Regions from separate parts of the Homo sapiens genome. Here region 2 is linked to region 1. A link is a contact called in ENCODE Hi-C or POLR2A ChIA-PET data. All regions are on one chromosome and are shown on one strand. The core of a region is the stretch at or near the end of the contact, and the rest is flanking DNA. Distances in the headings are between cores, read along the strand shown. Region 1 overlaps ANO3 (anoctamin 3). Region 2 holds the start of LGR4-AS1 (LGR4 antisense RNA 1).

Region 1 (2,957 bases), core at 217-2,716:
CTGCAACTGATGCATTAGGGGGGTTACAATAACACTGGGAAAAAAGTTATAAATTACAAAAGATGCCATAATGCTGTTGCAAGACTTTCTGGGGTATTTGCAAACCTGCATCATCCAAGGCCCAAATGCTATGGCTGACTGGCAACATCACTGATGAGCTACAAAATCAGTTCAAGCAGAATGAATTGTTAAATCTCAAACTACAGACTACAAAAATAAATAATGATTTAAATATATCCAACTGTATGGTGTCTGGCAGCAATCACTTTGGCAGTACATACAAGCTGTGAGTGTGTACATTTGTGTGTGATTGTGTAAAGTGGAATGAGTACGTGCTTGTTGGGGAAGAGGATAAAGGGCGTCAGGGATAACTATTCCGGGCCCTACCTGATACACACACGTGATAACATGTTGGAGAACCTATACTTTAAAAAATCAGCCACTGATGCATTTAGTAAGCTGAAATTCTCTTATTCATATATATTAATTAATATATTCATTATAAATTTCTAGTGCATCAGTTAGTGTTTTAGAAACCAAACATACCTGAATCAAAAAGACATAATCTCTACTTTCATAGAACTCAAATTTCAGTGGGTAGAGATAAATGGCAAATAAATACATAATTGGTCAGGAGGTGAAAAGTGCTCTGAGGGAAAATAAAGCAGGCAGAGCGGATAGAGAGTTTTGGTAGACACAGAGAGTACTATTTTATAGAGTATTCTGAAAAGCCTCTTAAAAGCCTGAATAAAGTATTCAGAGGGTAGCATCTGAGCAGAGAAGTGCATGCAATGAGGGAGGGAGCCAAGCAGAAATCTCAGCTAAGTACCTTTAAGACACAGAAATGGGAATGCCAATGCTCTGAGTCTGGCACAGACTTGATGTATTTCATGAAGGGCAGGGAAGTTAGAGAGAAAGGAGTGGCAGCAATAAGACAGTGAAGTAGTAAGAGATGAGTCACTGAGATCTCACAGGGAAACACTTTTTCAGTGCACAGTAGGCCATGGTAAGCATTTTGGAATTCATTCTCAGCTAAGACTTCATCATCTTCCCAGTAATGCCTTGTTTGGGGTGTTATGCAAAAACCAGTTAGGGAGAAAAAGAACAGCAAAGGCAGGAAAAGGACATGGTTATTGTGAGGGGGCATATTAGGCAGTTCTACATGGGTTTTAGAACTTTTTATCTTTTAGTCATAGCCCCACAATACAGCCTTCACTGTGAAAATAAACTCCAAGCTTTTGCAGAATTGAAAAGAGCCTTCCCTTTTCCAGTAATCTACTTGTCTGAATTTCTAGAAACTATGGACATAGACATGAACAAACTAAACAAATACATTTATTAAAAAGCCAATCCTCTTATGAGATGAGTCATTTGACATTACCTCTTTTCTTGGTTAAGATGCCTGGTCCAACCCTTTGATCCACCCTATTCCATAATAGCTTATTTGCACTGTAATTGGTAACCAGTGGTAACCAGGTATTAAGGAAAGTTAGGTGTACTTTGAGGCCTTCAGTGATCAGGCCCATGAAAGAAGTATAGGGATGTATGCTCTGGACTCTAGAGATGGGAATGGATCAACAAGGGAGAAAAGTCCAGAACCTACATGGAGTACTTACATTAGCCAAATGTAGATAGGACTTTTTCTTTTTTTGTTAGAGTGCTCCGTGCATGATACATGGATTTTAAAATCAGAGGAGGAAACCCAAAAGGAGTTCATTCTTTAATTTAAAAATTTTTAATTGGAATTAAAGTTTTAATTTTAGTTTAATTTAATTTTAATAAATTTAATTTAATATTTATAAAATTTGATTTTAATAACATTTTAATTTTTGATTAAAATTTCACCATGCTGAAATGATTTAATTAGCCTAATTCCAGGTTTTTCAAACTCTAAGAGTACTTCTGTTCTGATGTTTCTATATATTTCTTAAAAGTTACCCTTTAATCATGAGACCAGGCAGCTGTCATGCTGCTGTAATATGACAAAATTAGTTAAAGTTGGATTGTCAAGCAACAAGAATATACATTTTTGGAATAATTTTGCATATTTAATTTTCATTAAAATATTTTTAGGAACATTTCCTGATACAATAGTACCATGCCACTTTTGGCACCTTCGAGCAGCATATCCTTTTCTGAGGGTAGCAAAATAAAGAAGAAAAATGGTAGGCCTAGGAAAGAGCAATTCTCGGTTTCAAATTCTGTCTTTGTAGTTGTTTAGCTATATGCCTGATAAAGGGATGTTAAAAATAATACATTGATGTTTTAATTATTGTCAAATAAAATTATTTGTAATTTAATTTTGGAAGATGTGATTTCTGATCCTGACTGTGCATCAAAATTACCTTAGCTCTCTTAATGATTTTCTAATGCTATTTGAGGGGCTGGCTGGATAAGAATTACTAGAGAGTATTTTTGAATGATTTGTTTTAAATATAGATTTCTTAGCCCAACAAAGGAGATTCTGAACAGGACTCAAGAATCTGTAGTTTTTTGGCCGGGCGCAGTGGCTCACGCCTGTAATCCCAGCACTTTGGGAGGCCAAAGTGGGCGGATCTCTTGAGGTCAGGAGTTTGAGACCAGCCAGGCCAACATGGTGAAACCCTATCTCTACTAAAAATACAAAAATTAGCCAGGTGTGGTGATGTGCCCCCAATTACTTGGGAGGCTGAGGTAATGAGAATAGCTTGAATATGGGAGGCAGAGGTTGCTGTGAGCTGAGATCCTGCCACTGCACTCCAGCCTGGGTGACACAGTGAGACTCCATCTCAAAAAATAAAAAAAAATAAATAATAAAAAAAGAATCTTTAGTTTTTCAAAAGTGTTCCAGGTGATTTGATGAATAGTAAAAATAGGAAATACTATTTTAAATTACTTTCATGACCTGTAAGATGGACTTGTAACCAAATTTTGATTGTATTAGCCCATATTTTTCTCCCCAGTTAAATATTTATTTA
Region 2 (2,957 bases), core at 180-2,679, 850 kb before region 1:
GGAACAAAAAGACGGGTGGGGGAGGGAAAAACTAGACCCCTTGTCCTACTATCCTTCTACCTTCAATCCACAACCTGCCAGACAAATCCAGCCAAGTCAAGATTTTGCCTTGAACCACCACCACCACCACCACCACCACCGCCGCCACCACCACCACCACCACCGCCGCCACCACCACAACCACCACCACCTTGTCACTCACGCCCGAGAAACACGCCCCTCTGGTCCTCCTCTTGGCCAATGGCGGCTCTCCTCTCTGCATAGTAATGAGCTCGAGACCTCCCCGGGCCAATGGCGCTCCGGGAGAAGGGATACTTTTGCATGTACCTAAGTGATTTGCATAAGCCAGCGGCCGGGGGTTTGGGAACCAGAGCGTGCAACCCTAGAAGGGAAAAGGACGGGAAGAGATTGAGCCGCGGCTGGGAGACAGCGAGCCAGAGTCTGGGTGTTTGTGCGAGAGCCACGGCGGGGGCTGGGGCGAGTGGCCGGCATGGCTGAAGGCTGCGCTCTGCAACCTTGAAGAGCCGCTGCATTGAGAGGCCAGGGACAGGGAGACCGGTGCGATGGCAGAGCGCGGCCCCCGCCGCTGCGCCGGGCCGGCCCGGCTGGCGTGAGCCGCCGGAGGAGCGGGGCTGCCTCTGCGCGTCCATGGAGCAGCGGGAAGGGCGAAACTCCGGAGCGCCGCGTCCCTGCGCCGCTGCGGCGGACTGCTGAAGGGGCCGAGCCCGCGCGGACCGCCGAGGAAGAGACCCCCGCTCCAGCCCGCAGGCCGGCTGCCCGGGGGCGGCGGGGGACATCGGAGGGCAGCGGAGCGAGCAGCGCCGCGGGAGAGGCCGGCGCGGGAGGCGGCCGCAGCAATGCCGGGCCCGCTAGGGCTGCTCTGCTTCCTCGCCCTGGGGCTGCTCGGCTCGGCCGGGCCCAGCGGCGCGGCGCCGCCTCTCTGCGCGGCGCCCTGCAGCTGCGACGGCGACCGTCGGGTGGACTGCTCCGGGAAGGGGCTGACGGCCGTGCCCGAGGGGCTCAGCGCCTTCACCCAAGCGCTGTGAGTGCGGGCGGCGGGGACGCGAGGGGGGGGGAGGAAACGGGGCCCAGCGGGGGGCGCCGCGGGGCGGAGCCAGGGGTCAGTCCCACCCCACCCCGCCCCGCCGCCGCCCGGGCCTGGGGAGGGGGTCCGCCGGTCACCTGCGTGCGGGCTGCCTGGCACCCACTCCTGTGCCACGGGCTTTCCGCACTTTGCTAGTCCGGGTTCGAGCCAGCAGTAGCTTTCGTTCCCAGACTTTTTGGGCACAAGCACCCTCCCACCCCACCGCGCACACCCCCAACTCACAAGTGCATCTGGGGCCAAGAAGGAGGAAGTAATCTAAAAACGCTTGCCCCTGGCAGCCTGTCCACGCGACCTTCCCTTCTCATGAGGGCCCTCGCTCAGCGGGCAGGAGTTCCGCTACTGGCGGGGCTGAGGGCGCCGAGAACTTGGCCTCAGTCTGCATACCGAGGCATGTCTCGTGGGGAAGCACCTGGAGCCTCCTGGGTTCCAGCATGTGGGGAGAAGAAACACCTGTACCTCAGTCAGGGCGAATCTCCTTCCAATTTGGCCCCATCCAGGTAGTGCGTCCCGGCACCTACCTCGGCCCAGTTCCACTCGGGACTACCCCACTAACGCCCAGGCTTCTGCAGCACGCAGGGGAGTCCGAGAAAACAAGGGAGAATTACAGGGTTCTGTTGGTGGACATGCTCTTACCCAACAAGGCCTTTTAAAGAAGGAATGCTGACCTGAGGTGCAGGATGTTGGAAGAGAAGCAAGTTCCGGAGCATATGCTCAGCCCAGGCTGCAAGGTAGCAGCAGGTTTCTAATGCACCTTCACGCAGCCAGCAGATCTTTTCTTTTGAGCTGCCTGAGATCGAGAGACACACTGAAATGTTTCAGACTTACAAAATCGCCCTGCCAAAACGGACTTGAGAGCTTTAGACGTTCCCTTGAGAAAAGAAGAGGAATCTGAACTAGGTTGTGGAGGTGGTGGCAAAGGCCACGGATAGAGGAGGAACAGGGTAGGGTTTTTGTGTTCTTATTGCTTCTTGCGTTGCGTGGCCAGCTGAATGCTTAAATCAGGAGCAGTCGAAGAAACGTGTGAGAGAGGAAGGGATCCTGAGGGGCCCTAGGGTAGAGGGAATTTCCTTTTACCTGTAGTGGAAGGGACCTCTTAGAAATAGACAGTTTTAAAGGACCCTGTGAAGAAATCTTTATGCAGGCAGGAGCATTGCTGTATTTCCAGGTGGGTGGTGGCAAAGGTGTTCCGCTTGCCCTCTCAGGATGGACTTTTAGTGAGCATCGAGGCCTGTTGTCTTGGAACCTGTTTCATTCTTCTACCTTCAGCCTTCCCCTCCCCATTTGTTATTTTTCCTGTCTCAGGTTAGTTTTAGTTATGTATTTGAGGTTTTTTTTTTTTTTCAGTATAGTGAAGTTTAACTTGTCATTAAAAAAAAAAGTTAACTTTGCAGTGAAGAGCATTTTGTTCATAAAGTTACATTAAGTGGGAAAGTTTGAGCAGGAATTGATTGAATCAAGAGAAAGAAGACCTGTGGAGAGGAAATGGGACTAATTTTTCCCCAAGTTCTCTAGAAACGTTTAGGGAATTCGTGCAGAAAGAAATGCAGAAAGAAAGGTCCCTTTACCTGAACCTCTTGCAAGGCTCTGCATAGAATAGAAAAGCACAATTTTACTATTTTGACCAGTAGTAAAGACCTTGTTTAGCAGATTCCTCACATTTTAGTGAGTAGACTTGTCCTATAAGGAAACGGGCTGTTTTACATTAGTATCTAAAACCACAGAGAAATAATCACACTTTTATGAGAGCATACTCCTCTCTCCAAAGCATCTTCTGGTAGAACTCACTGAAGGTGGTGAAATGCTGTATCTTCAACTTTGGGCCTTAGAATAAGTTAGTGTTCATGGCTTAGGA

What was found. Hi-C counts contacts between places; a loop is a spot of excess contacts on that map. ChIA-PET counts read pairs that join two places held with the same protein, here RNA polymerase II (POLR2A).
Region 2: a loop to region 1 is called in a map of mammary epithelial cell, with 16 times the contacts of the local background. The contact joins the promoter of LGR4-AS1 here to the enhancer-like site in region 1. A Hi-C loop is called at or near these places in 1 of 168 maps with a recorded cell type or tissue (mammary epithelial cell) and 1 of 37 single-sample maps with no recorded cell type. POLR2A ChIA-PET finds 5 or more read pairs at or near these places in 2 of 52 experiments (A673 and PC-9).

The regions. Positions count from the first base shown.
Region 1 is chr11:26,619,305-26,622,261 of GRCh38, reverse strand. All of the region lies in intron 17 of ANO3 (anoctamin 3), which reads right to left. Among named protein-coding and RNA genes, the nearest start is that of MUC15, 49 kb to the right of the region's middle. Within about 2 kb of position 1,466, at least 2 of the 41 ENCODE cell types and tissues checked have a DNase peak (open chromatin) inside an H3K27ac peak, as active enhancers do; they include PC-9 and mammary epithelial cell, where a contact is called at or near this core.
Region 2 is chr11:27,470,203-27,473,159 of GRCh38, reverse strand. LGR4-AS1 (LGR4 antisense RNA 1) reads right to left here and starts at 1,429. Exons shown (of 4, transcript NR_131170.1): 1 at 1,328-1,429; 2 at 203-382. It overlaps LGR4 (leucine rich repeat containing G protein-coupled receptor 4), which reads left to right and starts at 370. Exons shown (of 18, transcript NM_018490.5): 1 at 370-1,042. The coding sequence starts at 858. RefSeq lists silencers at 597-646, 777-946, 1,197-1,256.